Regions from separate parts of the Homo sapiens genome. Here region 2 is linked to region 1. Evidence: read pairs that join two places in POLR2A ChIA-PET (ENCODE). Cell type or tissue: OCI-LY7. All regions are shown on one strand. Each heading gives the region's core, and the rest is flanking DNA. Links, peaks and the distances in the headings are about the cores only. Region 1 has its middle 20 kb from the start of CDCA7L. Region 2 overlaps CDCA7L (cell division cycle associated 7 like).

What was found. ChIA-PET counts read pairs that join two places held together with the same protein. Peaks named below come from ENCODE experiments on the same cell type or tissue, not always from the same donor. Only the 100,000 strongest peaks of a DNase experiment are listed, where the experiment ranks them.
Region 2: POLR2A ChIA-PET joins it to region 1 with 12 read pairs; 3 of 35 experiments call an interaction of 5 or more read pairs at or near these places.

What each region holds. Positions count from the first base shown.
Region 1 is chr7:21,958,495-21,973,556 of GRCh38, reverse strand. No RefSeq gene overlaps it. Among named protein-coding and RNA genes, the nearest start is that of CDCA7L, 20 kb to the right of the region's middle. In OCI-LY7, for the core only: no CTCF peak of the experiment used is centred there; DNase peaks (open chromatin) are centred at 5,656, 7,076, 8,069 and 9,936; H3K4me3 peaks cover 3,698 bases; H3K27ac peaks cover 4,259 bases.
Region 2 is chr7:21,906,740-21,921,801 of GRCh38, reverse strand. It overlaps CDCA7L (cell division cycle associated 7 like), which reads left to right. Exons shown (of 10, transcript NM_018719.5): 2 at 4,908-5,048; 3 at 10,048-10,185; 4 at 13,295-13,672. Among named protein-coding and RNA genes, the nearest start is that of CDCA7L, 32 kb to the left of the region's middle. In OCI-LY7, for the core only: no CTCF peak of the experiment used is centred there; DNase peaks (open chromatin) are centred at 6,941 and 8,211; H3K27ac peaks cover 2,767 bases.

The sequences.
Region 1 (15,062 bases), core at 4,004-12,003:
CTTTTGGACAACAGAAGAGAGCACTGAATATTTCACTTGAAGACCCACAGATGTCAGTGTGTGTGTGTTTTCCTCCCACGCTGTCCAGCCTGCAGGTTGGATTCCAGACCACTGACATGCTGCGTAAGGAGTAAAGGAAGAAGTCTCGGGTCCAATCACAGTCCCTGCAGACTTTGAATCAATTTCTCTGTTTTCGGAGCCTCACTTCTCCCTGCCCTAGGCCATACTTAGCCATACTAACCCTCTTCTGGTTTTTGAAGTAAATTGTATCTCTTCTCTTCCATATCCTTCTCAGGATTTTGGCTGCAAATTCTTCCACTATGCTAAATCAGTTACCAGCCATCCATTTGCTGTGATTCTTCCAAAAGTGAATTGAAATCTCTCATCCTGATATATTTTCTTCTACATTTTTTTTGCTCTTATGGATTTATACTTTTGTTTATAACTTCCCAATCATTTTAGTGAAGACTTGAGAAAGGGGAAAGATAAAAACAGTCAATCTAGCATCTTTAATGGAAAGATTGCTTATCTTTTAACTTTGCTATGGCAATTTCTTAAATACAATTTTAAAAAGTTTTTAATATAGGTAAACTCGTCAGTTTAATGTAAAAAATTTCCCCTAAATGGCTCACCAATTTTCCCAACAATATTTGTCGATAGTCTTTCCAGTCCCTGTTAATTGTAAATGTTGATTTTGTCATTACTAAAATCTCTTGTGTACATGGTCCTCTTTCTCAACGTTCTATTATTTTTCCTGTACTAATGATGGCAGTGGTTGCTGCCATCATTCTGGCTGCAGCAGGAAGGTGTGGTTAGGGCTGCATACTCCATGGAGCCGGTGGGAGCCCTGCCCCTTCTGAGTTGGGAGGGGCACTCCCCGTGCCACTGTAGCCACCCAAACTGCAGCGTCATACCCAGGCCTCCTGCTCTACGGAGCAGGCAGGATTCCTGCCCTCCTGGGTGGGGCTACAGCCACCCAAACTGCAGCTGTGGATCTGAGCCTCCCTGTGCTCCTGGGGGAGCTGGGAACAGGTAGGATCTGCCCTTCCAGGTGCAGCTACAGCCCCTGCACTATGGCTGCAGACCTGGGCCTCTTGCTCCAGGAAGCAGGCAGGAGCTGGGGACAAGCGGGAGCTCCTGGATGCAGCTGTGGCTGCCCTCCCAGGCGCGAGACCTGGGTGTCTCTGAAGGCTGCACCCTCAAGTGCCCCAGGATGGACCCCCTGTCCCTGCAGGCTCAGGGGTGTCTGCTCCCACTACCTGGCCTCTCTCCCCTCTCAGCACTAACTTCCACCTGGGTTGGAATGGCCTCAGGAGGCAGACAGAGTCCTGGGTGGAAAGGGGTGGGGTCTGCAGTAAGGCCCCACCCTCAGGCTAGGGAGGTCCTAAAGGCTGGGGGCTGGGCTGCCAGTCCCAGGGACCTGAGTGGGGACTCATGGTGCCTCTTCCGGGCCCACCCATGGCCACCCATGGACCAATTGGCACACACTTCCTCCCCTCTGAGGTCCATAAAAGCCCTGGGCTCAGCTAGAGCAGGGCAGAGGACAGCCAGAGGACAAAGAGAGCAGAGGTTGGAGGGATGAAGAGACGACCGGCTGCAGAAAGGAGTGGCCTCTCAGCTGATAGCTGGAGACGATGGGATGACCAGCTACAGAGAGGAATACCCTCTCCACTGAGAGCAGCAGCTGCAGCAGAGAGGTGCAGAGAAATCAAATGTCCTGCCTGCAGAGAGGAGCCACCCTCTCCAGGGCCTTGTTTCTGCTGACAGCTGAACACTCGAAGGAGGACCTGCCTACAGAGAGGAGCTATCCACCCCTCTGAGCTGTTCTAACACTAAATGAAGCTCTTCTTCTTTACCCCTCGCTTGTCTGCATACCTCTTTCTTCCTGGACACAGGACAAGAACTCAGGCAAAGACACTGTGGCCACAGTTTCCACCCAGAAAAATTGACACCCCAGAGATCCTGTAACACTAATACTACAATAATTACTCTACATAATATGTTTTGGTCTTTGGTAGGGTAAGTCTCCTCTTTTATAGTTCTTTTCAATTCCTGAAGTCTCTTCTCACATATAAATTTTACAATTTAGGCCAGGTCCAGTGGTTCATGCCTGTAATCCCAGCACTTTGGGTGGTTGAAGTAGGAGGATTGCTCAAGGCCAGGTGTTTGAGACCAGCCCAGGCAACAGAGCAAGACCTCGTCGCTACAACAAATATTAAAATATTAGCCAGGTATGATGGCTGAGGAGCCTCAGCTACTCGAGAAGCTGAGGTGGGAGGGTGGCTTGAGCCCAGGAGGTTGAGGCTACAGTGAGCTATGATCACCACTGCACTCTGGCCACTCCAGAGAGGAGGCCCTGGAGAGGGTGGCTTCTCTGCAGGCAAATCATTCACATGTCTCTGCAGGTCTCTGAAGCTCTCCGCTGTGGCTGCTACTCTCAGTGGAGCAAGATCTTGTCTCAAAAAAAAAAAAAAAAAAAAAAAAATATATATATATATATACACACACACACACACACATATACACACACGTATGTGTATATATATATGTATATACATAATTTGTCAATTGGCACACAGAATTTTGCTGTATTTTTAATTATGGTTATTTTACTTTACACATTAAATACGGGATTTTGAAGAATGGAGTTTTTTCATTCATCAATATAGTATATCTGTCCCTTTATTCAGATCTTTTACATATTTCAGTAACATGTTATTTTTGTCATATACTTCATTTATTTATAATGGTTCATCATGTAGAGGCATCTAATAACACATTTCAGTTTTCCAACAGCTCTTTTGATTTTGAAGATAGGCTATGTGACACAACCACTTGGCATTCTTTTGGGCCATGTTTTCTATTGTTGACTGGTAGAATGTGTACCCTAGATGGAATAACATTAGGTTCAAGGTCCTAAGTAATTAAGATTTGCCCTGTATAGTGCTAGCTGCAAAGCCTCTGAAATAAGAAACAAAATTCCAAATCCAAAGAGACACTGGCTTCGTTCAGAGCACAGCGGACTCCTCTTGCTCTGTGGACAGGGGCCTGATATAGTCCATCTGCCAGCAGCGGGGAGTGCATATGCATTTGATTGTGCCTGATTATATTTGCTTTGTCCGTGTTCTGTACCACCCTTTTGGTCTTCAGAGATACAAAGAGATCTACCTCAGCATGACCTGTAGCCTGCCATGCCCTGACACCCTATGAACCCACTTGACATTCTGCAGGTTGATTAATAAAACATTCATTGTTATGTACTATTCAAACTTGACCTTGATAGGCCCCCATTTTCCCCCAAGTAACTGTCGAACTCAAATGCAGTCTGTTTTATACTACTCAGTTGTCCATGTCCACTTGACCTTATTGGACCTTTGGAAGTTATCCAAGAGTTGGTATGAACCTGTGCCAGATGGTCCAGAATCATGGCTGGCCACACTTTGGCCTATAGGCTGATTGTCTTCTGTTCTTCCCACTTAGGTGCTGCAAAGTTGGGCCACAGAGAAGCAGCTTTCCATTGACAGCCTAAGGCTATCAGTAAACCAAGCAAAGGCTATCAGTCTAAGGCTATCAGTAAACAAAGCTGTGGCTTGTAACTATTAAAAAAGAATCTCAGCCAGGCCCTGTGGCTCATGCCTTTAATTCCAGCACTTTGGGAGGCCAAGGTGGGTGGATCACTTGAGCCCAGAAGTTCAGGACCATCCTGGGCAACATGGTAAGACCCACATCTCTATAAAACATACAGAAATTAGCTGAGCGTGGTGGCATGTGCCTGTGGTCCCAGCTACTTGGGAGGCTGAGGTGGGAGGATCGCTTAAGCCTGAGAGGTCTAAGCTGTAGTGAACCATGACTGTATCACTGCACTCCAGCTTGGGAGACAGAGCAAGACCCTGTCCTCCTCAAAACAAAACAAAACAAAACAAAACAAACAAACAAAAAAGAAAGAATGTCAGAGGTATAGCCCATTGATCCACAAATGGAGACCACCGTTTGGATTTCATGAGAGGATTTCATGATGAGAGCATCATCTCTGAGCTCTGCTGGGCCTTATTCAAGAGCCTGGTTCTCTCTACCTAGGACTCCCATTTGGCTTGTTCATGACTTCCTGGCAGCTCCTTCTTATGTGAAAGTTGCTCTGACATACCCAAGACATGATTGTAAACAGTGAGGAGAGTAATAAAATGCCCATCAGTAGTTAGTGTGAGCTCAAATGAAGCTTAGTAATAATCACCACAATGAAAATATTGAAGGCTTACTCTGTGCCAGGTGCTGTTGTGTTTTATGTACGTTAACTCACAAAATTCTCACAACTACCTCTATCATTATTCTAACTTTAAAGATTATCAAATTGAGGTACAGAGGGCTTAAGAAACTGGCCGAAGGTAACACAGCCAGTAAGTGCCAAAGGTAGAATTTAAACCCAAGCCAGCTGGCTCCTGCGTCTTTAGATCTAAACACTTTCCTCCTTCCAGATTTAATGCAAATTGTGAATATCAGCTTCTGGAAGACACTGGGGTCAAAGCCAGTGCTACGCTGCCCACTCTCAGGCTAAGAAGTTGCAGCTGATGCCCCAAGCTTCATAGGATCACGTGGTTTGGCTCCCACAGTACAGCTCCTGTCATGGCCTTTTGGGAATACCCTACAGCAGCTTCTACTCAGTTCCCCAAGCAATCAGTCAGTCTTCTTTCCAACCTGGAGGACAGGACCCAAAACAATCCATGATCATGGGATACAACTTTGCCAAAATCTTAATGGCCTTACCAGGTGATGGGCTTATTGCATGGGTTTGGGCAGAATCAGGACCAAAAACTTATTCTATTTTTTTTTTTTTTAAGATGGAGTCTCGCTTCGTCATCCTGGCTGGAGTGCAGTGGCACAGTCTCGGCTCCCTGCAGCCTCCGCCTCCCAGGTTCAAGTGATTCTCCTGTCTCAGCCTCCTGAGTAGCTGGGACCACAGGCATGCACCATCACACCCAGCTTATTTTTGTGTTTTTAGTAGAGACAGGATTTTACCAGGTTGGTCGGGCTGGTCTCAAACTCCTGACCACAGGTGATCCACCCATCTTGGCCTCCCAAAGTGCTGGGATGACAGGCATGAGCCACCGCACCCGGCCCTAATAACTTATTCTTGACTGCATGTCCCTCTTATGTTGTTCCCCAGTGTAGGGCTGACATCCATTGAGCACAGAAGGCTGGGGCCTATGATACTTCAGGGCCTAAAAAAGTTTTAATTTTGTCTAAAATCAGAAGAAAAAAATGGATATAATAATAATGAACCCAGCCTTGATTATATTAATATTTGTCTTTATACCAACATAGTCACGACATAACATTTTTAACATAGCTTATGGAGGAAGGCACCTACAAAGGCACAAGGGTCAAGGCTCTGCAAAAGTCACCATGCAGCCCTGCCGGCGTGTATTAGTTATTTTTTGCTGAGTAACAAAAGTTATCCTAAAATTTAGTAGCTTTACACAACACACATTTATTATTTCCTGCTGTTTTTGAGGGTCGGGAGTCTGGGAGTGGCTTAGCTCGATTGTTCAGGCTCAGGTTTGTCCTAAGGTAAGGTTGCAGTCAGCTGAAGGCACTGCTGCGGGAAGATCTGCTTCTCAGCTCACTCCTGTGGTTGTCGGCCTCAATTTCCTCCTGGCTGTTGGCCAAATACTTTAATTCCTCACCGCCAAGCCTCCTCACAAGCTGCCTGGTGTGTTCACAAGGCGGCAGCCGGCTTCCCCCAAAGTGAGTGAGCCAAGAGAGGGAGAGAGACAGAGACAGAGATAGGAAAGGGAGAAGACACACAACTGACAGAAGCCAGTTTGTGCATTTGTTGCTGTTTTCGTTATTGCTTTTGCTTAACACAACAAAGCTTATTTCTCACGTCTGCCACATATATGTTGTGGGTGGCCAATGAGGTTCTGCTCATCACGGTTGCCCAGAGACCCAAGCTGATGTAAGTTCCATCTCGGCATAGGCATCCAGAACTGCAGAGCCCTGGAAAAGATGCTGAACCACATGCCGGTTTTTAAAACATTATTATTTTTTATGATTTGAAGCAATTATAGACTCACAGGAAGTTACAAAAATAGTACTGAATTTTTGATGTTCGACTTAGAAAGCAAGTTCTTCCAAATAGAAAAGTGCTTCCAAGACCCTGACCTCTGAACTCTGTTTTAAAATTCAGTTAGCTTCACCAAACCATATAGTTCCAAGGACTCCACTCTTTTTTTTTTTTTTTTTTGAGACGAAGTCTGGTTCTGTCACCCAGGCTGGACTGCAGTGGCCCTATTTTTGCTCACTGCAATCTCCACCTCCCGGGTTCAAGAAATTGTCCTTGGCTGGGCCCGGTGGCTTACGCCTGTAATCCTAGCACTTTGGGAGGCTGAGGCGGGTGGATCACGAGGTCAGGAGATCGAGACCATCCTGGCTAACACGGTGAAACCCTGTCTGTACGAAAAATACAAAAAAAAATTAGCTGGGCGTGGTGGCGGGTGCCTGTAGTCCCAGCTACTCGGGAGGCTGAGGCAGGAGAATGGCATGAACCCGGGAGGTGGAGCTTTCAGTGAGCCAACATCGCTCCACTGCACTCCAGCCTGCGCGATAGAGCGAGACTCCATCTCAAAACAAACAAACAAACAAACAAACAAACAACAAACGAACAAAGAAATTCTCCTGCCTCAGCCTCCGGAGTAGCTGGAATTACAGGAGCATACCACCACGCCCAGCTAATGTTTGTATTTTTAGCAGAGATGGGATTTCACCAAATTGGCCAAGCTGGTCTTGAACTCCTGACCTCAGGTGATCCGCCCACCTCGGCCTCCCAGAGTGCTGGGATTACAGGCATGAGCCACCGCGCCTGGTCTCTCTCTCTCTTTTTTTTTTTCTGAAGCTACAGGTTCAAATATGAAAAGAGGAAGATTGTTTCATAAACATTAAAACAGAAATCCTTCTTAAAAGTAATAGTGTGACATATTTGTAAATACACATGAAAAAGGCCTGGGCAGACACATACCTTTGATTCAAGATCCCCTCTGGGTGTTTGTGTGTGAGGGAGTGGGGGGTTGGGGAGGAGGTGACAGAGGTAAAGAGGAACTGTAACGTTGTCTTACACTTTGAGTAAGTTCATGCAAATGTCTTTGTGTGCTATATGTGTAACTAAATTTTTTAAGAAAATATAGAGAAGTCATTAAAACTTTCATTTTTTCATCCTAATCTAACTTCCTCTTTTTTTGATCAATCATGCAGGTAGAGTCACATCAATTAAAAAATTTTTAGGTCCATTCTCACTGTAACTACATCAAAAACATCAACAATTATCTAATTTCTGCCTGGAAGTCTCCATTCAGAAGTCTAATGGGGGCCTGAGGAGCCCTCAGCCCCTAGATCTTTCCTAATATCATGGCCCAGGTTTCAGATATTGGCGTTCACTCAAGGTACTTGGTCCAAACTTTAAGCTTCCCCCTCACTTCAAGGATCCTTGGCTACTTGGCTGTGTGCTTCTGGGAAACCAGGGAACTATATCTGGGGTAACTCTGCCCTCAGCTCAGATCTCTTTAACTACCGAGCAGGACCAGTTGGAGTTAGGAGAAAACTGGGTAAATTCCATTAACACAATTCCTTCAGTGGCACAAAGTCTAGCCTGTCTCTACACAGGGGTCCTCAGCATTTTTTTCTTCAGCTTCCAGATGTTCCTTCCAAATATAACTGAGGGGAGGTGGGGGCTGGGGGTGAGGCCAACCCCAGTGATGACACCAAATACAACATTTAGTGACTAAGGGGAGGGTGCACACACACACACACACACTCTTACCAATTTATGTTCCAAAGTCTTAACAGAAAGGAAGTGGCCATACGGGATAAGGGCAGATACAGATAAGATAATCTTATTTTAGGGCAGTTTCCCTTAATCCTTGAAATCCTCTAAGGGGAATGTGAAGTAACCAGAGACATTGACAATATCTGGTGAGAGGTCTGGGACAACTGGGAAGCCTCATTCTGTGCTTTACTGCTGACCTTGTTACATCACTCCTGAGGAAGAACTTGCCTAAATGCAGTGCTCAATGCTTCTATTTAAGGAAGTGTTTTAAGACCTTGGGCTTTCCTATGTCTTAAACCAAGCTGAGCATCTGGAAGGTCTCTCTGTCACTGGAGGGAAAAAGCAGTCAATGGTGGGGTGTTCTGAATCAGTATCCCTGCCTTCAGCTTCCTCGGGCTCAGGAAAGTCCACAGCCTGAACAGCATTTGCTCTTGTTTGTGTCCAGTGGTTCTTTATCTTTTCTCTCTTTTTGTCATCATCAGTCTTGTCAGAACTTTGTAGAAATTAGGTGTCTTTCCAAAGAATTGGCTTGGTTTTTTATATTGCTTTTACTCTTCACTTTGTTAGGAGTTATTTTTAATCCTTATTATTTCCTTGGAATTCATTCTGAAATGGGACAGTTCCCTAGCCCCCGTTCGCATGACATATGACAAGGGTGTGGCTCTCTGTTCGGCCACCATGAGCTCAAACCCCTTATGCGAGGAGGAGCACACAGTGGGGCGGGTGCTCGAGCCAGGGCTAGCACTTTGGGCTCCGGCCCCATGGTATCATCTAGGGGTGACTCTCGAAGCCCGTGGGCATGTTACAGTGTCGCTTTTTTAGCTTTGCTGTCCACAGATGGCTTAAGTGTTAACCTGTTCAGTGCCCTCTTGGTACCCAGGTCCTTGTCCGGAGTCCAGGAAGAATCAGGTCACACACGGGCTTGAAGAGTGAATGCGGGGGTTTTACTGAGGGTTGAAGGTGGGATGGATGGAGAGCTGGAAGGGGGATGGAGTAGAAGATGCTCTTCCTCTGGAGTTTGGCTGTCCAGTGGCCAATCTTTTCTCTGATAGTCCCAGCTGAACTCCTCTCGGTGTTCAACATTCCTTCTCTTCTCTCCTTCTCTGTTGCGCTCTTCTGCTGTTTGTCTGTTTGTTTTCTCCTGGAGCTGGGGGTTTGGGGTTAATATGGGTACAAGATAGGGGGTGTGGCAGGCCAAAAGGCAACATTTTGGGCTTGAAAACAGGAATGTCTGTACCCATTTAGGGCCACCGGTTTCCAGGCTTGAGGGTAGGGTCTTTGCCGGGGAACTACCCTCTTCTACCCAGTATTTGCCTGTCTCCTGTCTGTATCAATTCTATTGTTTTTTTCTTAACCTTCAGATTAATGATTAGCTCATTTGTTTTAAATATGTATTGTATCCTAACAGATGCATTTAAAGTTTTACATTTTCCACAAGTTCGTCTTTAGCTGCATCCCCCAGGTTGTGACTGGAAATACTTTGAATGTTTTTGGTGCTATTTCATATTTTTTATTTTATTTCCTTTGAAATTATAAGTTAGTCAGAAATAAGTTTTTTATTTTAAGAATCTGTTTTTGGTTTCTTTTTCCTTCTGTTGTTGATTTCTTTTTTCTTCATTGAGACTAGAGAACGTGATAATTGTGATTCTGAGTCTTTGCAAATAACTGATACTTCCTTTATTCCTACTGAATTTTAAAATGTTTTAGGATATGCATATCCTATATGTGCACCTACGTGTATTTTAGATTCTTCCTAATAGTTTGTAAGCTTGATCAAAAACTTCCGAGAGTTGGATAGATTTAAAATTTCTCACACTAGCTTTATGGATATGTCAGTTTCTGTATTAGGCTGTTCTTGCATTGCTACAGAGAAATACCTGAGACTGCATAGTTTATTTTAAAAAGGAGACTTAATTGGCTCTTGTTTCTATCAATAACTCCCCAGCAATGTGTCTTCACCCAGGCAGCAGCAGTTACTTCCCAAAGAGGCAGCGGAATCTAGCTTGGGTTTTTCCCACCCTTGTAAAACCAGCTGTATTGGGCCCACCTCAGAGACATCAGCATCAGCTGAGCAGCATGGCCCTTCGGGGTGTGTGTGTTTCATTTCTGCAGGCCCTCTTCACAGCACCTGTGGATAATGGTAACCTCTTCCCCTCCTTCTACCCCAGCCCTAGGGTTGCTGGCTGCTTCCTGCAGTTGTCCTCTCTGTGATATCGTAGTGTTCTCTTTTTACTCTTTGCTACCTTGTTCTTTTTATATTTGTAGCTAATAATTCTTCATAATCAATCCTCTCTATTCAAATAACTGGCATGGTTCCTATCTCTTGCCTGGACTCAGACTGACACGGGTTGTGAAGATGTCACGAAATGAAACTCCTGGATGTTGAAACTAATAAGAATGAGGATAGGAAAAAGGGCGAAGAGCATGACAGTGCTTCAGAGGAGAAGGTCATCACGAATGTCAGGGATAGAGCACTAGAAGAAGAGGGACATTAGATGCAAAAGTCTGGCATATTTTGTATACTTAAATATTTAATCTGACATTTTCCTATCTATGATTCAGGCTCAAAAGTGACTACACTTAAAATCCATCAAGTTGTTTTCATAGCTACACTTGAATGACACCTTTCCCTTCCACCTAGTAAGAATTACAAGCTAACTTCAAGTCTCCAAGTCAGTGTTTCTCAAAGTATAGTCTGAGGACCATTGACATCTAAATTCACTAGAGCAGGGGTCCCCAACCCGGTACTAGTCCATGGCGTGTTAGGAACCGGCCGCACAGCAGGAGGTGAGTAGCAGGCGAGCAAGCAAAGCTTCATCTGTAAATATTTACAGATGTAAACATGGGCTGTATTTATAACTGCTCCCCATCGCTCGCATTACCGCCTGAGCTGTGCCTCCTCCTGTCAGATCTGCAGTGGTATTAGATTCTCACAGGAGCACGAACTCTACTGTGAACTGCACATGTGAGGGATCTAGATTATGAGCTCCTTATGAGGCTCTAATGCCTGATGATCTGTCACTGTCTCCCATCACCCCCAGATAGGACCATCTATTTGCAGGAAAATAAGCTCAAGGCGCCCAGTGACTCTACATTATGGTTAGTTGTATAATTATTTCATTATATATCACAATGTAATAATAATATAAATAAAGTGCACACTAAATGTGATGTGCTTGAATCATCCCAAAACCACCCTCAACCCATCCGTGGAAAAATTGTCTTCCATGAAACCAGTCCCTGGTGCCACAAAGGTTGGGGACTGCTGCACTAGGGTGCTTATTAAATGTGCAGAATCCTGGACTACACAGCAGATAAGAAGACCCAAAACTAAGGAGTTTCCCAAATAGCATGGTTTTGGGATGGCTGGTCACACTAATGCCAGACCTATTGAATCTGAATCTTAAAAGGTAGGGCAGATCCCTACATTTTGAACAAGTGCCTCTGGTGAGTTTCAGGCATAATAATATTTGGGAACCACTACTCTTGGTGTCCCTGGACTTGACAATCTGTGTGGTCTTCTTTTCTTCTGGGCTTTATGCTACCTTTAAATTGGGAGGCATTCCCTGGCCAGGACGGAGTGTCCCACTTGCTTGTCATGGGAACATTGTGGAAATCCTAGCAATAGTTTCTGCTGCTAGTAATGAGATCTTGAGGATAAAAAGCGAATGAATCACACTTCTTTATGGTCTCTTCCCTTGGTTCTTAGAATGAGATGTACCATTAATGTTGTTTCATGGTAGTAGAGGGAAGCAAACTCCACTTCCATCCTCTCAGGGTCCCAGCTGGGCCTGAGAATTAAATTGACATAAGATAAATTAACAGGAGAAAAGCACACAAATCTATTTAACACAAGTTTTATGTGACAGGGGAGTCCTCATAAGGAAAAGAAGACCTGAAGTTATAGTCAATCACTTACATGACGAAGTGGACAAAGAACAGTGAAGTGTGAAATAAGACAAGGCACAGAGACTTGGGCTAAGGTAGTTAATTGGGTGGAGAAGTGACTAGGAAGATAAGAGTTAGTTTAACAAGGTTTGTGGCCGGGTGCGGTGGCTCACACCTGTAATCCCAGCACTTTGGGAGGCCAAGGTAGGCAGATCACCTGAGGTCAGGGGTTCAAGACCAGCCTGGCCAACATGGTGTAACCCCTTCTCTACCAATAATACAAAAATTAGCCGGGCGTGGTGGCTCATGCCTGTAATCCCAGCTACTCAGGGAGCTGAGGTAGGAGAATTGCTTGAACCCGGAAGGCGGAGGTTGCAGTCAGCCGAGATCACACAATTGCACTCCAGCCTGGGCAACAAGAGTGAAACTCTGTCTCAAAAATAAATAAATAAATAAAAAATAAACAAGATTTGCTTGTACAGATTTTCCTTGGCTTCAATTTTCCGTCTTTGGTAAGGATGCTGCTTTCTTTCCAGGGTAGAGACGCCATCTTCCACATGGGAATTTCATCTCTGGCTTTTAAGAAATAGCATGAAGGTCAGAGTGATGTTCGTGTACCTGCTATGTATTTTTTTTTAAGTGCCTTTAACTTAAAACAGTGAATATGCCAGAGCAGCATATTTTGGTGTGACATATTCTAAACTCCTTTAATAGTGTGGGCTGGCTGACTGTACCAGGGGCCTTTTTCCCTGTGTGTGACCGGTACATATTTGATGTATTAGTCAGCTTGGACTGCCTTAACAAAATACCATTGACTGAGTGGCTTAAATAACAGAAACTTATTCTTTCACATTTCTGGAGGTTGAAGTCCAAGATCAAGGTGTTGGCCAATTGGGTTTCTGATGGGGGCTCTCTTCCTGGCTTGTAGATGGCCACCTTCTCACTGTGTCCTCACATGGTGGGGGGTGGGGGTGGGAAATGGTGGGAGGGGGAGAGAGAGAGAGAGAGAGAGAGAATCTTTTCCTGTTCTTATAAGGCCACAGTCCTATCAGCTTAGGTTCCCACCCTCATGACTTTATTTAACACTAATTGTCTCTTAAAAGGCCTGTCTCCAGATACAGTCACATTGTTTGGGCTTCAACATATGATTTAGGCATGGGGTGGCAGGGGCACAGTCCAGTGACTCTAATTCACAATTCATACAAGCATTCATAATATCCAACAAAAATGTACGAGTGTGCAGTTGCCCCATACAACAGTGCCACAATGAAAACATATAAAATGCTTATTCATTCAACCCTGTAAGAAGCACTACATTGTTCGTCCATGTTTAAAACAACTACATCTGTGAACCACTATCTAACATTCTAAATAATGTCCAGGTGCCAGATGTTGTGGTCATCAAGAAGAAGGGGAGAAGGCACACGAGACAGAAAGGTTGGAGAGGCATTTTGCTCTTTACCAGAGCCTAAAGCTAAAGTGAGAAGCGTTTAGAAAATGCAAGCATTTTAAATGGCAGTGTTATTCAACATTGTACTAGGAATTCTAGCTATTGTAATAGGGCAAGAGAAAGAAATAAAACACCGTTTGGAAAGGAGAAAATAAAATTGCCTCTATTTGAAGATGAGATGATTGTTTACTTAGAAAATACCAAGGATTGCTGGGTGTGGTGGCTCATGCACGTAATCTCAGCACTTTGGGAGGCCAAGGTGGGCAGATCATGAGCTCAGGAATTCGAGACCAGCCTGGCCAACATGATGAAACCCTGTCTCTACTAAAGATACAAAAAAATTAGCCAGGTGTGGTGGCATGCACCTGTAATCCCAGCTACTTGGGAGGCTGAAGCAGGAGAATCCCTTGAACCTAGGAGGTGGAGGTTGCAGTGAGCTGAGATTGCACCACTGCACTCCAGCCTGGGCAACAGAGCAAGACTCCATCTCAAAAAAAAAAAAAAAAAAAGAAAAGAAAATACCAAGGACTCTCCAAAAAAACTTCAGGGCTAAGTTCAGTTAGGTCATGGGATAAAAGATTAACATACAAAAATGAACTGTATTTCTATATAGTAAGAATGAATGAGTGGAAACTGAAATTAAAAACGCTTTATAGGCCAAACATGCTGGCTCGCACCAGTAATCTTAGCACTTACCATCCTGGGCAACATGGCAAAATCCTGTCTCTACAAAAAAATACAAAAATCAGCCAGGTGTGGTGATGCATACCTGTTGTCCTCCCAGCTACCCAAGAGGTTGAGGTGGAAGGATTACTTGAGCCCAGGAAGTTGAGGCTGCAGTGAGCCATGTTCATGCCACTGTACTGCAGCCTGAGTAACAGAGTGAGACCTTGCGTCAAAAGAAAAAAAAAAGAAACTACTTATAATACTATTGTAAAAGTACCACTTACAATTGCTCCAAAGAAAATAAATACTTAGGTATATACTTAAAGAGCATATACAACATGTATACTGAAAATTATAAAATGCTGCTTTAAAAAATTAAAGAGGATGTCTTAGTCCATTTGTGTTGCTATAAAGGAATACCTGAGGCTGGCTAATTTATAAAGAAAAGAGGTTTAATTGGCTTATGATTCTGCTGAGTAGATTGGGCATCTGGTGAAAACCTGTCTGCTTCCACGCATGGTGAAAGGCAGAAGGGTGTGCAGAGATCACACAGCAAGAGAGGAAGCAAGAGACAGCAGGAGAGGTGCCAGGCTCTTTTTAACAATCAGCTCTAGCAGAAACAAATAGAGTGAGAACTTGCTCATTACCACAAGGACACCACCATTCATGAGGCATCTACCCCTCTGAGGCAAACACCTCCCATTAGGCCACACCTCCAACACTGGGAATCAAATTTTATTTTATTATTTATTTATTTATTTATTTATTTATTTATTTATTTATTTTTGAGATAGAGTCTCGCTCTGTCACCCTGGTTCAATCTCGGCTCACTGCAACCTCCGCCTCCCAGGTTCAAGTGATTCTCTTTCCCTCAGCCTCCTGAGTAACTGGGATTACAGGTGCCTTCCACCACACTCAGCTAATTTTTGTATTTTTAGTAGAGACAGGGTTTTACCATGTTGACCAGGCTGGTCTTGAACTCCTATCCTGCCCTCAGGTGATCCACCCACCTCAGCCTCCCAAAGTGCTGGGATTACAGGCTTGAGCCACTGCGCCCAACCGGAATCAAATTTTTTCTTTTTTTTGAGACAGAGTCTCGCTGTTTCGCCCAGGCCGGAGTGCAGTGGCGCTATCTTGGTTCACTGCAAGCTCCGCCTCCCGGGTTCACACCATTCTCCTGCCTCAGCCTCCCAAGTAGCTGGGACTACAGGCGCCGGCCACCACGCCCGGCTAATTTTTTGT
Region 2 (15,062 bases), core at 3,190-11,189, 51 kb after region 1:
TTTCAGATGAGAATTTTCCCTTTTTTTTTTGGTTCACTAGATAGTAGTTATCCTAATTCAGAAGTTCAACTAATGTAAATATCCATTGATTGAGAAATTTTGTATTTTTGTTGTTTTCAGTTACTTGTTGTAGTTTTCTTTTTGGTGAGTCTTATGATTGGCTTTATTGTAATAGAATGGAACACAAACTTTGAAAAAAAAAAAAAAAGGTCTTGCATTTTTGTCTAGACTATGCAGCTACCCAGTGGATCGCTGCTGAATGGAACAGGAAAGTGACAGATCCTTGGGCCTAATGTATCACTGTGTTGTGGAACTGGTCATTCATTAGAAGAGGTCCCTGTGTATCCTTTCTATCAGGTCCTTCTCATATAAATCTTGCTGCCTTTGTTGCATCTGTTAGACAAATCAGTTCGTTGCATTGAGGACACTTGAATATTTTACAGTTTTTTTTTTTTTTTTGGCAAATCTTGAAGCTTGTGACTATCTGAAACTCTTTTAATACCTTTTGAAGGATCAGAGCCCTGCGTACCCCAGGAATGCACACCGTTTTTTTGAAAGTGTGCTCTTTCCTTTTGTTCCTAATCAGTAATTATAGCCCCCTAATGGTACCTCTGGAGCAGATGCAGAAGTCAAAGATGCAGAAGGAGGAATTAGCTAGTCAGACACAGGCTCGCAGCAGTGGTGGGGCTGAACACAATAGCACAGGGACTAATGCAGTTGCTGCTGGAAGCAGTTTATTCCTATCACCAACCCTCTCCATTCCTTGTATGTATTTCCATTAAATCCATAAATGGGGTGCTCCTCCTCCTTTAAACCATTTATGTTAAAAGAAGCTTCTGGGCCAGCAGGGCTGTTTGAATTTTGTAGAATGGTGAGAAGGCCAAAAGAAAAAGACTGAAATTGACACACTGTCCCTCTTAGTGCCTCTGCAGGGACTGAACTCAGTGGCTATTATGTAGCTACAACATAGGCACACTTTCATAAGTATTGTCTGTGTTTCTCTAGTCTGGGTGTTTTCCTTGCGTATTAGTTCTGAGTGCTAAACAACAACAAAAGGTGTCTTTGAAAAGATAAGGTGGCAAACATTGTTTAACATACCTCCTTGAGAAAAGTTTCAATATTTTCCCCAAGAATGATGTCAGAGTTAGGCTTTGCTAGTGCTGCACTACGTGTGGCTGGTAAAAAAATTGTTAGTGGAACTCTACTTCTGTAAGTGTTGTTCTTGTTTGTCCCTTGCAGTGATTTTATTAGATGGTGGGAAAGTGTTTGTATTAACCCTTCAGCATCACTGAACTTGGGGTATCCCATTTCTGTATTTATGTTACACTTCCTTTGATTGAACCATTATTTTCTAATTATTTTTAATCAAGAAGCATTAAAATAAGGATGAAAGTAAATAGATTAAGGATTACCAGTTTCCTAAATGGAACCTGACTAAATGTAAAATTAAGTCAACACACCCACACAGAGAATTCCACGAAGCTAAGTAGCTTTTGAATACACAACTCTGTATATGCTAGTGCAGTGGTCAAAGTGTGAGATGGAGGACCTGAGACCCTTTCACGGGTCCATGAGGGCGAATGTAATGTCATAATAATACTAAGATTATTTGCCCTTTTTGCTGTGTTGATATTTGCACTGATTGTGCAAAAGCCAAAGTGGAGAAAACTGCTGATCTTTAGCATGAATCCAGGTGGTAGCAACAAACTGTATTAGTAGTCATTGCATTCACCTCCATGCACTCAATTTAAAAAGAAAATGTCAGTTTCACATAAGAATGTTCTGATGAAACAGTAAAAATTATTAAGTCTCAACTGTTAAGGACATCTTTTTAATATACTGCATGATGAAATGGGAAGTACATGTGAAACATTTTTGCATAACCATGTACAATGATCATCTGGTTAGCTGAAGGAAAAGATCCTGTGTATAGTGAGACTATGTTCCAGGGCTAGAAAGAACTGCAAAGAAATCTTGAACTGCACTGTTTGTTGTTGGTAGTATATTGGTGGCGTCAGTTTGGCGCTATTTTGTGTTTATTGTAGATAGAGCACCACATGGATAAGTATATTAAAAATTTTGGGAATCGAGGGTTTTCCTTGTGGTGGAACGGCGATGCTAATGTGAGATGAGGGAGAGATGAGGGAGCAGAGGAAGAAGCCTCCGTGTTGGATTTGAATTCAGGGTGTCACCATGAACTTGTGATTTACCTATTTAAAATATCCTTGCTCTGTCCAAAGAGCCTACAAGCAGTGATACTTAATTAACCGAGATGCATTGTGTTCTCCGAGCTTGGTTTTTAAATGCCATTTCCCAGTGAAAGGTTTCAGGGCTCCTTGGAGAAATGGCTGATTTGAGGTCTGGGACAGGAAACATACAAGGTTAGCTTGCCATGCTTGTGTCAGAAAGCAAGGAGGTGTTGAAAGACCCTTAGTGCCATGTCAGAAAGACAGAGGATGACTTTCCAAGAAGCTCCCAATGGCCAAATTTGGGACAGTCAGCATTATGAGAGTATGGATTATAACACATTTAATAATAATTTTTAGAAATCCATGGATATACATGGTAGAAGAAAAGGGGGAGAGTGAGAGAAAGACTATATTATACAAGAATGCCAGCTACTTTGTGAAGGAGAGAGAAAATCTGAAAATTTCTCTTTTGCAGTCCCTAATGTAATAATTCATTCAAGGGTGCCCTGGCTCATGCCTGTAATCCCAGCACTTTGGGAGGCTGAGGTGAGAGGATCACTTGAGGCAAGGAATTTGAGACCAGCCTGGGTAACATAGACCCTGTCTTTATTAAAATAAAAAATATAAAAAAAAAGAATTGTCAATGGACGCTGAAACTGTTGAGCAAGATGTTATCAGGGAGGCTATTCACAGAATCTCAAGTCTCACTCTGCATATTCCTTATTAGTGACAAAGGAGAAAGGGTGTTTTTTGTTGTTGTTATTGTTTTTTGTTTTGTTTTGTTTTAAAAGCGAAGAACAAATCAGGCTGATTCCACCTTAACTTATTGACCAAACAGCAACATCACTAAAAAAAGAGACAGCCAGACCTTATGTGCTTTCCAAAGGAAGAACATAGCACTTCCTAAAAAGTAGTCTTGGCAAAAGCAAGCCAACTAGAAGTAAAGCCTCCGGATTCAACTCCCAAATTGTAAACCCAAATGAGTCTGTTAAACACCACCTTGGGGATGCAAAAAAAATAAAACTTCAGACTTGGACAGACTCCACAGTCAAGTGACCCAGCTTCTTCAAAAATAAACTGCAAGAGAAAAGAGATAAAGGAGTGATGAGAAGGGATTTAAGAGCCATGTTGATCAGTGTGAACCTTATTTGGATCATGATGCAGATAAACTAAGTTTTTAAAAAATGAGGCAGAAGAACTGTGAATACAGACTGCACATTTGATGATGATACAGAGTGACATGATACTATGTCTACAGTTGCCTCACAATAATTTAGAAGAAGGGGAGTTGGGTCGGGATCCAGGGGAAGCACAGTTAGCCTTGGGCAGATAATTACGGGGAGGATCAATGTGTGCTCATTACAATATCTTCCCATCTACTTTTGAAATATCTTTGAAAGTTTTTATAATGAAAAATTTTTTAAAAATTACTAATTAATAGTGGGATAACTTGACATTTTGTGCCCCCTTATGCAATGCATTGAGGAGTACATGTCACCTATGTAGAATGGTGACAAAAATACATAACCTGAATCTAATCATGAGGAAACACTCAGATAAGCTCAGAATACATGACATTCTACAAGGCAGTTGTCATGGTCTATCTAAAAAGAAAGTCAGTGTTGTGAAAAACAACAAAAAACAGTGTCATAAAAATCAAATAGAACAGTTGCAGATATTAAAATATAGAGTTACAGTAAATCGTACTATTGAATTAATGTTAATTATTTTCGGTACAATTATGGTTTTGTGGTTCTATGGGAGAATGTCCTTATCCGTGGGAGATATGTGCTGAATTATATTCGGGCCAATCAATACAATGTTTGCAAATTACTTTAATCAATGTGTGGGAATATATGGATTAGGTTGGCTCATATTAAATTGCTATTTTCCTAAGTTAAAAACAGCCAAATATCAGCAAATGCCCATGGTTCAACCTAATATTTGTTGAAACAGAGAAAGAAAGCAAATGCAGTGACCAATAATGGGTCTAGATAAAGAATCAACAGGTGTTTGTACTATTTTTTCACATTTCTGTGTGTTTGAACTTTTTTAAAACAAAGAATTGGGAGAAAATAGTCAACTTACAAAAATGAACTCCAGCAGATACATATTTGTGGATTAAGTGTGCTGACATTGTTCTCTCTGGGATCAATTATCCCCTAATAGCATTTGAATTCTGTTAGAATTAATCCCCAGCTACTTAAGTTGACTTACAATATAGAAAAGAAGAAAAGCTACTTATTTCATTGTATGAACTTTCTACTTTCTGAATCAGCCTATGACAAAGAAGAGAAAAATAAATAGTGTAGGTGAACATTAAGAAAAGTGCTTAATGATATTTTATGGCATCTTTTTTATGTAGATGACATTTAAAGATGCATCCACTGTAGGAGAAAAAAGAGATCATTGGTTCTTAGAAACAATTTTTCTTTTTGTCAAGAGATCAAACATGTCTTCTCTCTGGCCTGGTTTTAACATTCTCTGTAAAATAGGGTGTATATCTAGAATTTTAAGTTTTATCTCCCCCACCCACCCCACACCTTATTTTGCCATGAGTTCTTAGCTGAAGAGTGTTTTGCTGAGGGTTACTGGGGACTTCTGGGCAACCGTGGCAGTTGGATGAAGTGATGAGATCTCTCCTCCCCTCCAGAAAATGTCCCTAAGTGATTAGCAAGAACCCCTGGTTTAATCCTGCCTCTTTTGAATCCAAAACAGATCCCTAAAGAAGTGGCTGACATCTTTAACGCCCCCAGTGATGATGAAGAGTTTGTTGGCTTCCGAGATGATGTTCCCATGGAAACCCTCTCGTCAGAGGAGAGCTGCGATAGTTTTGACTCACTAGAGTCAGGGAAACAGGTATGGATGATTCCTTCCAAGCAGATGTGTTCATCTGGAGGCCTGAATCTTGGTTTGGATGTTCTTTTATTTGAACATGGTGTGAGATTGGTGATATCAGTTCATTGTCTAGCATTTTATTTTAGAAACATTATGTCTGTGTCTTCCTGTTTTAAAAAACTGGTGAGAGAACCTCGTTCACTTTGCTGTGTTAATCCTTCCCTGTACCATAATTCTTTTTTTTTTTTTTTTTTTTTTTTAAATAAAGGGACCTCACATGATCAAGTGCATTTTCTTGGCTGCCTTGGGGCTGTAACCTGTGGCGAGGCTGTGTTCAGGGTCTTCCCACAGAGGCGAGGCTGCGGCGAGGCATGAGGGATTGTGTGGTTACGGGGAGACAATTACACCTCTGTGGTCCCGTGGTGCAATTCTGTTGGCATGTCCTCTTGGAATTGCTGGGGAGAGCCTTATTCTTGCGTTAATTACTTTGATCTCTAGCACTCACAAGTTAGAGTTCTCTGACAGGTAGATTCCTGGAGGTTCACATTGTGTCCTAGTAGTAGAATGGCCAAAATCTCTACCCTTCAGTGGCATTTTCTTCTGAGTTAATTGTGGCACTCAAAATTCCTCATTCTGCCTTGACCATGGCCTCTCCAAAAAGGCAGCAAATTAAACCCACTTTGCTTCCACTGGGCAAGTCCAGGAAGGGAAGCAGTTAATTATATGTAAGTGAAGTGCCTGCTTAATTACGTGGGCCACTGTAAGTTCTGGCCTGGTGGGAGCTGTGCTTTCTGAGATCTCTGGAGGCTCCCTGGTCTCTGTCGTCCTCATCTCATTTGGCATCTCCACAGCAGTTGACCCCACCAGTAGACCTCCTTCTAACCACCTGGGTTTCTTCCTCTCTGTTACACCTTTTGCTCTTTGTTATTATTATTTTCTTTCTTTCCAAGATGGAGTATCATTGTGTCACCCAGGCTGGAGTGCAGTGGCATGATCTTGGCTCACTGCAACTTCTGCCTCCCGGGTTCAAGCAATTTTCCCAGCCTCAGCCTCCCGAGTAGCTGGGATTACAGGCTCCCACCACCACGCCTGGCTAATTTGTGTGTGTGTGTGTGTTTTTTTTTTTTTTTTTTTTTTTTAGTAGTGATGGGGTTTTGCCATATTGGCCAGGCTGGTCTCAAACTCCCGACCTCAGGTGATCTGCCCGCCTTGGCCTCCGAAAGTGCTGGAATTAGAGGCGTGAGCCACTGTACCTGGCCTGCTTTTTGTTACTGTCACTTGTTTTCCCTGTTCGTGTCCCTAAATGCAGATGTTCTCTAAGGGTTTGTCTTCAGTCTTCTCACTTAGTGAATCTTGTCTGTTGTCCTGCTTTGAGCTGTTACTGTATTCTTTTGTGGAGCTTGTCTTCTCTCTCCAGCCCCAGGTGGTTTCTGACTACCAGTTGGACTGGTCCTGGTTGCTAAGGGAGATCTGAAACTCACTTCTCCTTCCCTTGGTTGTCTTTCTGGCTTCCCCCTTTCCCCATCTTGATTTCCATCTTTTGTTCTTGGCCTTCCCTCCCCTCTTCCATCTCCTTGACTCCCGTCCAGGAGTTGATGAAACTTCTGCTGTGTTCCTGGTGTCCATCCTTCCCTTCCCTCTGCAGCTGCCGTAGCCCTCGTAGCTCTTACCCGAATGCTCATCCCTTCCTACTAGGATCTGTTATAGGATTGACCTCCGGTCAGCTCCTCCCTTAGCCCTCCATCTGAGCACAGTCAGGCGGTGGGGAGAGCAGAGCCTGTTGGATCCACCTTGAGGAGCATTTGAGCAAGGCAGAACATGTCTAAAGGGCCGAGCACAGAGCCTGGCAGGCACCGGGCATTAAGAAACAGAACAGCTGCTTCTGCTGCTATGATGACTCCTTTTGTAGTCAGGTGTGTTCTCCCCAGGGAGGACAGTGTGCCAACTGCTTTTCATACAGATACTGCATTTAATCCACAGACCTCCCTGGGAAGCTGCAGTTTTGCAAGTGATGAAACTGACGTTCAGGAAGGTGTAATGACTTGCCCAAGGCCCCACATCTGGGAAGTACCAAGCTGGGATGTTCCAAATCCAGGGCCACCACTTCTCAGCCTCTTACCCCGCCGGGTCTCTTTCCTACCTGCTATGCTGCAGGGCACAGGAACTGAACTGACACTCTCATTATCCACTGTTCTGCCCTTTCTGCCCACTGGTCCATGCTGTTCCTGCCTATCTGTGCTCTCACCATTTTTCTAGCCTCTACCGTGGCTCACATCCAGTTATGCTACTTCTTCCATGAAGTCTTACTGGATTTTCTTTCCCTCCGTGTGCCATATTGCTTTGTATCCCTTAGAGCACTGACCCTCACCAGGGTTATTCGTGGACCTGTCTGCCTCCCTGTTAGATTATAAACTCCTTAAGAAGGGGAGACCTCATACTTGAATGGTGCTTTCTAGCTTCCCTGGCTCTGACTTTTCGTCCTCATGTATTGTTCCTTTCCTCTGATTTCAAGCATCCAACACCCCACCTGACTGTATACAGTGAGCACGGGGGGTGTTGTTTGCTGGGTGCAGTTGAAATGGGGTGCTTGTCTGGCTGTCTGGTTCAACAGGCCATTGCTCTCTGGTCTGTTTCTTCCATGTCACATGGACTTCAAAATAAGTTTATCCACCTATGTTAGCTTCTCCTCTGATGTGTTATTTGCTTATGGTCCTGATCATGGTAGATGACCAAGGCCTATAGCATAGCACCCAGTATTGATTTTGAAGATGAATGAACCAGTGCCAGAGAGCAATCAGCAGTGCCAGGGTTTCTAACTCAGAATGCAGTGGAGCAGTGTGGAGTGGAGATTGGCATCATACAGACCCACATGGAAAACAGTACTTACACACTTTGGAGTAAGGAAACTAAAGCACAGGCCTCAGTTCAGGACAATGGTAAGTTGTTTTTCTCTATCAGGACTGACCATCAAAGATGGTAATCTCTCCCAAGATGCCCATTGCCCTGGGAGGCCAGCACACAGGATCAAAATAGCCAGAAAAACTGGAAGATGGGAACTCATAGCTTCAAGGCTTGCCCTGTTCCCTTCAGGCCCTAGGCAGGGGCTTTAGGTAGTTGATGAAATTTGCACACAGAAATACCACTCTAAATTAGCCTGCAGGGGCTGGCCCAAGGCTCTGTGAGCCAGATGTTTCTTGCACTGAGAGGCCTCAGGTGCATGGTGGGTTTCCTTAGCAGCAGCTGTGTACCATTCTTCCTTAATAATCAAGCCCTGGCTGCTTCTCTACCCCGACCCCACAGGCTCATGATCCATTTTAACCAATAGAGAGAAGCTGCATGAACTTGCACACAGTATGTGTATGCTAACTCTGGTCTCCCTTAAACACGATTTGAATTTCACTTTAAAGAAACTTCCCTTTTGTGTGTGCAATTTTTTTTCTCAAGCAGCTGCACTACAGCTATCAACAAAGGAACAAAGTAATTCAGCTCTGAGCAAACTCACTCCAATTACCCATAATAATTCATAGGAGACATTTTTAAGCTTACAGAATGCTAGATGTAGGCATTTCTTTCTGTGTGCCCCTGTAAGTTTTTCCACTTGTCTATTATATCTATCTTTCCCCAGAGATATATGAGCTCAAAGAAGTATATAATTAAAGGCGGGGAAACGCAGTGGGGTAGATACAGATTCCCCGCCAAGTGTGGTGTTACAAGGGGTCATTGCTATATCAGAGATGGGGGGAAGAGACGTCAGAGGAAACTGGGGACAGACTCTAGTCTTGATGAGGTGTGGCGGGCTTGCAGGGGGCTGGTCTCGTGGGTCTCCCTTTGGCCTGCAGTTTGTTATTTCCTCTTTCTTTCAAGTATACTATTAAGAGAGTTGGGTTTCCATCTTTGCACTATTTCAAAAGAAAAAGTATTAGAAAATGCCTTTTCTTAAAGAGTCACATTGCATCTTTCCTTCTGCTCACTTGCCACCTAGCCATGGTTGTTCACCTCTCACCTCCTGCACGAGAGAAATTCCTGGGGGTGACCTTGAATGAGCTTTCCATCAGGCCCCCATGGTGTCTGCTCATGGAGCAAGTCTAGGCTCTCTGGTGGTGGGCGGTGGGGGCTGAGAGAGGCCCCAGCCTTTTCCTACAGAGAAGCTCGCTGTTGGTGAATGGGAGGCATGCTCACCCACTTGGAGGAGACTCCGGCTTTGAAAGGCTGTTGGAAAGGGAAGCCAACACGTGGGAGGGAGCCAGGTTTTCTCCTCATATCTTCTTTCCATGTGTTTTGGTTCTATGTGAAAGCAGACGTGTCTGGTTGCCAGCTTTGGCAGGAGAAGCTGAATTCCATGAGCACTTACCAGTCACATTAGAAGCTGATTGAGACTACACCCAATTTTTAAAAATTGTCTGTCTTGTAGGTCTGAATTTTGTAAGCTTTAGAAAATGTGTATATATGTAATATATACGTGTACGTATGCGGGTTTTTTTGAGAGAGGGTCTCACTCTGTCACCCGGCTGGAGTGCAATGGTGTGATCTTGGCTGCAACGCAGGCTGGAGTGCATTGGTGTGCAGCTCACTGCAGCCTCGACCTCCCAGGGTTGGGTAATCCTCCCACCTTAGCCTCCCAAGTAGCTGGGACTACAGGTACATGCCACCAGACCCAGCTAATTTTTGTATTTTTTGCAGAGATGAGGTCTCACTATGTTGCTCAGGCTGGTCTTGAACTCCTGAGTTCAAGTGATCTGCCTGCCTCGGTCTCCCAAAGTGCTGGGATTACAGGGTGAGCCACTGTACCCGGCCAGTGTTTTTTTTTTTTTGTGGTAAAATACACATAACATGAAGTATATCATTTCAGCTGTTTTTGATGTGTACAGTTCAGTGCATTAAGTACATTCACATTGTTGTCCATCCATTTTCGTCATCTCCATCAGAAGCTCTGTACCCGTTCAGTAGCTCCTCATTCTACCCTTCCCTGGTAACCTCTATTCTACTTTCCGTCTCTGATGTATGTGTGTCTTTAATTTAGCAGGATGTGCGCTTTCATTCCAAATACTTCACAGAAGAGCTAAGAAGAATTTTTATAGAGGACACTGACTCAGAGACTGAGGATTTTGCAGGATTTACGCAGAGTGATCTGAATGGAAAGACTAACCCAGAAGTAATGGTAATAATTACAACAGGAAGGGATGTGGGTGGTAACGTTTTTAATCCTGTTTCTGAAAGAGTTTTACTTGTAAGCAGTCACTTCACAAGTGAAAAGATTTTTCTTACATATTTATCTTACAAGCAATTAACATAACCTAAAAAAATTGCTCCTGGAAGGCTAATCCCTGGTCCACCAGTCCATTATTCTCTTAGAGAAAATCCATTCATCTTCTCCTCGTGCCTTAGGGGGTTTTTGGGGATGTGTCCCAGGCGTCCTTTATTGTCCTTCTCAAAGAATTTATCTCTCTTGGCCAGGCACGGTGGCTCATACCTGTAATCCCAGCACTTTGGGAGGCCGAGGCGGGTGGACCTGAGGTCAGGAGTTCAAGACCAGCCTCACCGATATGGTGAAACCCCATCTCTCCTCAAAATACAAAAATTAGCCGGGCGTGGTGGCGGGCACCTGTAATCCAAGCTACTCGGGAGGCGGAGGCAGGAGGATTTCTTGAAGCCGGGAGGCAGAGGTTGCAGTGAGCTGAGATTGAGCCACTGCACTCCAGCCTGGGTGACAGAGCGAGACTCCATCTCAAAAAAAAAAAAAAAAAAAAAAAAAAAAAAAAAAAAAAAAATTATCTCAAGAGTTCCTTAAACCTCTTTTATCTAAAAGTTTATCTTAGATGACAACTTTCTTGAGATACTTTCTTACTGTGTGTGAAGTGACAGTTTTTGGTTTGAAGTTAATTTGGCAAAAATTTGGCTGTGGTACAAACTTGGTGTTCCCCATGCATTGTGGATTTGGATTTGTCATGCTTTTTAGTGTTAAAGATGACCCAGGCCTGCCTGGATTCTGGAGGGAAGTCTACTCTCAGCACTTCCTATGAACAGACTTGTTAGTTATTTGTTTGTTTTATCCTGCACAGTTAGGCTAGTTTACTGCCCACTCGTGTTTGAACCTGAAGGTAACTTTAAGGCACAGCCTTCGGATTTAAGTGCAGAAATGTTTTCTGCTAAAAATAGCATACATTTATGCAAAAAATAAACATGCTACTATCTTCTTCAGTATGAAGATGGAACGTAGAGTTTACGCCTCTTCACAGCCAGAAGCTGCTAAAGACTAACTTTTGGCAGAGACTGTGTAGAGGTATAAATAAGCCGTGACTCCTAGCCTGCCATGTCCCTCACTTGTCCTAGGAGAGAATGTAGAGCATAAAAGCCCGCATGGTAGGCTGCTTCGTTTGATAGTGATTTTTTGCTATGAGTAGCAACATAGAGCTGTGCCAGCCTGGAGGCCCCAGGTCTCCTTTGGCTTTCTTTGCAGAAGCTGTTTGTGTGGCAGTTCCATCAGTTCTGGCCAGCAAGTCCCTAGCTTCTTGCCAGCACGATATTAAGATGCTTCTAAAACCCTAATGGGCATCATCAGTTAGCAATGTACTTATTTTCTGTTCTTTAGTGAAGTGATGTCTGGTTATTCGAAGCATTTGCATTTCTAGTGAGAGAAAGTGAATTACCCCAGAAGTCTTCCCTCCCACCTGCCCCCAAGTCTATGGACTGTGTGATGTAGTTACATAGATCATGATATAGCTTACAGTTCAGCACAGGCCCTTGCAAATTTTATTTTAGAATCCAGTGAGAAGAAAAGCATTGTTGCCTCCCAGCCCACCCTCCTGCCCACCCCTGTGGGAACTGGCGAACCTATCTTTCTTGATAATGGGACATTGCTGTAACTTGGTTTCCAGGGGTCTGCTGGCCGGATGCGAAATAACCACATCCATGTACTACACTTGTGCTCTTCTCTTGGGTCTGATTCTGGGCTGCTGTGTACCATTTGTTCTTTCCTTCCTTCAGGCCTCTGTAGTGAGCTGTTCCACATCTGGTAAAGAGAGGCCTGTCGATGATGAGGATGGTAGATAAATGGATCAAAACTGAAGTTCTTCCCTGACAGTGTCCCCTGAAATTGGGTTCCTTTGCAGTACACCATTTTGAATTCTGAAGCTATTAATATGGGAAGTTCAGGGTATTAAAAAATAGATAAATCAGTGCCATATAGTCTTACTCCTCACTTGGCTTGGTGTGGATATACCAGGGTTGGCAGTTATCTGCGTTTTTTTTCTCCCTGTGTCTTATTTCTAACTTTAGTCCAACGAGAGTTTGGGGTTGATGGTCGTCACCGGGGAGGAAGCAGAGTCCCTGAACTGATCCTGGGTCCGTATCGGTGCCATTCCGTGTTCTTGGTAGATTTTCAGAATTCCCAGATAATGGTTCCCAAAGTTTTCTAGCTTCTGGTCATGGAAGGATGCCCAGAAGACGTCCTAGATCTTACATACTTAAACCTGTCTCTGTACCACTGCTAAGAGTCCCGTCACATCCAAGCTGTCACCTAGGTGATGTATCCCTGTTACTGCCTTCCATATTTACTGTGTTCTCACTTGTAAAACAGAGCAATGTTTGAATGCTGGAGACCTCTGCCATGTGGAATTTGAAAATGTCGGGTGAGGATTTCTTGAGTTGACTGAGTGGTGTTTTGCTACAACCTGTAGAGCTTTGTGACCTGGTTTCACCTCATGGCTCTGAGGGTTCCAGAGAAGGGAAAGGTGCCCCTTGACTGAGGACGCAGTGGCAGGTCATCTGCCTGTCCTGGGTCACTGCCCTGAGGTGCAGTCAGCTCTCCCGCCCTGTTATTCAGGAGTCTGGTTCCTGCTATTTAGAGGAGACCAGTCAGCATTTTTCCCCCGTTGCGTCCTTTCCTGTCTGAAGATCACATCTGTCATGCTGCTGTCTCTCCTTTTCTGTGACTGTCTCTCCTCTTGCTGGTGCTCCCTGGTTGTCCCACGGTGGAGGAACCCACCCTGTCAGTGTTTTGCTTACAGCCCTCATGCTCTGAATGGAACCCATTTCTGTCGCGGGTATGATGGTGCACAGTTCAGTAGTAGGTTGCCTGCTCTCTGATTTTATTCATCAACCAATTTCTTGCACATTTAAAGGAAATTCAGAGGGAACTCATAATATGAAGGGGAAGCTTTTCATTTTTCATGTTTTTTCTCATAATGCTGTCAGTTGTTTTAAATGCATGTCTTTTTTGTGGGTCTGTAACAGTGTCTTTGTGCTTTTTCTTGCTCTTATTTTATTAGGTCGTGGAGTCAGATTTGAGTGATGATGGCAAAGCATCTTTGGTGAGCGAGGAAGAGGAAGATGAAGAAGAAGATAAGGCTACCCCTAGAAGAAGCAGGTCTAGAAGAAGTAGTATTGGTCTTCGAGTAGCCTTTCAGTTCCCCACCAAGAAGCTGGCCAACAAACCAGATAAAAACAGTTCTTCCGAGCAGTTGTTTTCTAGCGCACGCTTACAGAATGAGAAAAAAACAATTCTTGAAAGAAAGAAAGACTGTAGACAGGTGATACAAAGGGAAGATTCTACCTCTGAGTCTGAGGATGACTCTCGGGATGAGAGCCAGGAGAGTTCAGATGCTTTGCTGAAAAGGACCATGAACATCAAGGAGAACAAAGCCATGGTGAGGCTTCACGGAGGGCGTCCTGGGAGTTGGCACCAGGCTCTGGCAGCAGTTGCTGGGCTCCCAGAACCACTTTGCTCCTACAGCTGCTGCTGTTGCTTTGGCTTCTGTCAAGAAAATATACTCTGGGTATTGTGTATCCTTTTACTTTTCCAGAACCCAGAGCAACTATTACATGATCAGCTCTGGTTTGGGAACAGAAAGAGATTCCCCAGCACCATTTTTAGCCCCTACATGGTGCCATAATGCTGCTTACTGTTGACCAAGCTAAGTTCTAAGTATATAGTTGTGTTGGGGATGAGAGGGGCTGAACAACTAGCCCGTTCCCAGCAGAGTAAAGCAGGGGAAGTGGGATGTCACCAAGTCCACTGAGAAGTTGCAAGGAGCAGGTTGGGCAGGTAGCTTTTCACCACAGAACCACTCTTCTATGGTGACCAGCACTGGTTCTGAGACTTCTGAAGGAATGGAAGAGGTCTAGGAATTAAAACAACCTCAACAGTGTTAATTCACTCTACATTGTCTTCATTAGAACAATGAATGGAACCAGGTGAAATCTTTGTTACATATATTTGGTTTTTCTGTATATAATCAATTACTGTTAATCTGATCATTGTAGAGAATCATTGTTTGCTTCATAATTGTTTATCTACAGTTTTTTTTTAAATAGTTCTACCACTTATCCCTTTTAGCATTTTGGTAATTTTTTAATCTTTTCCTTTTAAAAAAAGAATGATGCAGTGATACTGTATATGCAAGCTTATATGTCTAATATAAATTACTTACAAAAATGGAATGCCTACTTTCGGATTATTTTTATCCTAAGAAACATTTTTACTTAGCTAAGGGAAATTTTCAGCACTGTATCCATCTGCATCTTTAAAATAAGCTATTTTCTTTATGATTTTTTTGGTGGCACTCATATAATTGTATAAACTAAAACGAATCCTAATTAAATTCTCTGGCATATTAATGCCTATTATTTGGTATTATTAGTTCACGTAGGAATATCTTCATAGATTACTTTGATTGATGAGAAATTAATCTATTTAAAGAATCAGACTTTTGGAGTTCTAAATAACCATCGAAATAATCTAGTTGAGCTTTTTCTTTTTTGAACATCCTGAAACTTGAGACTCACGTGTGCAAAATGAATTGTCCCAGGGTCACACCGCCTTGGATTAGCCTCCGAGTCGGGATCGGAACCTCATGCTCCAGGTCTTGATCATTCCAGGACTGTTTTCATAGTGTTGTGTTGTCCTTATATATAAGGAATAGGCTAGTGTTCATTCATATGAATGATGACATCAGCATCTCAGGTCTGGAGGTACAATCTTTACATGTGAGGTTAAAAGTATAACTGTTGTGGGTTATATAAACTATTCAAGTTAGG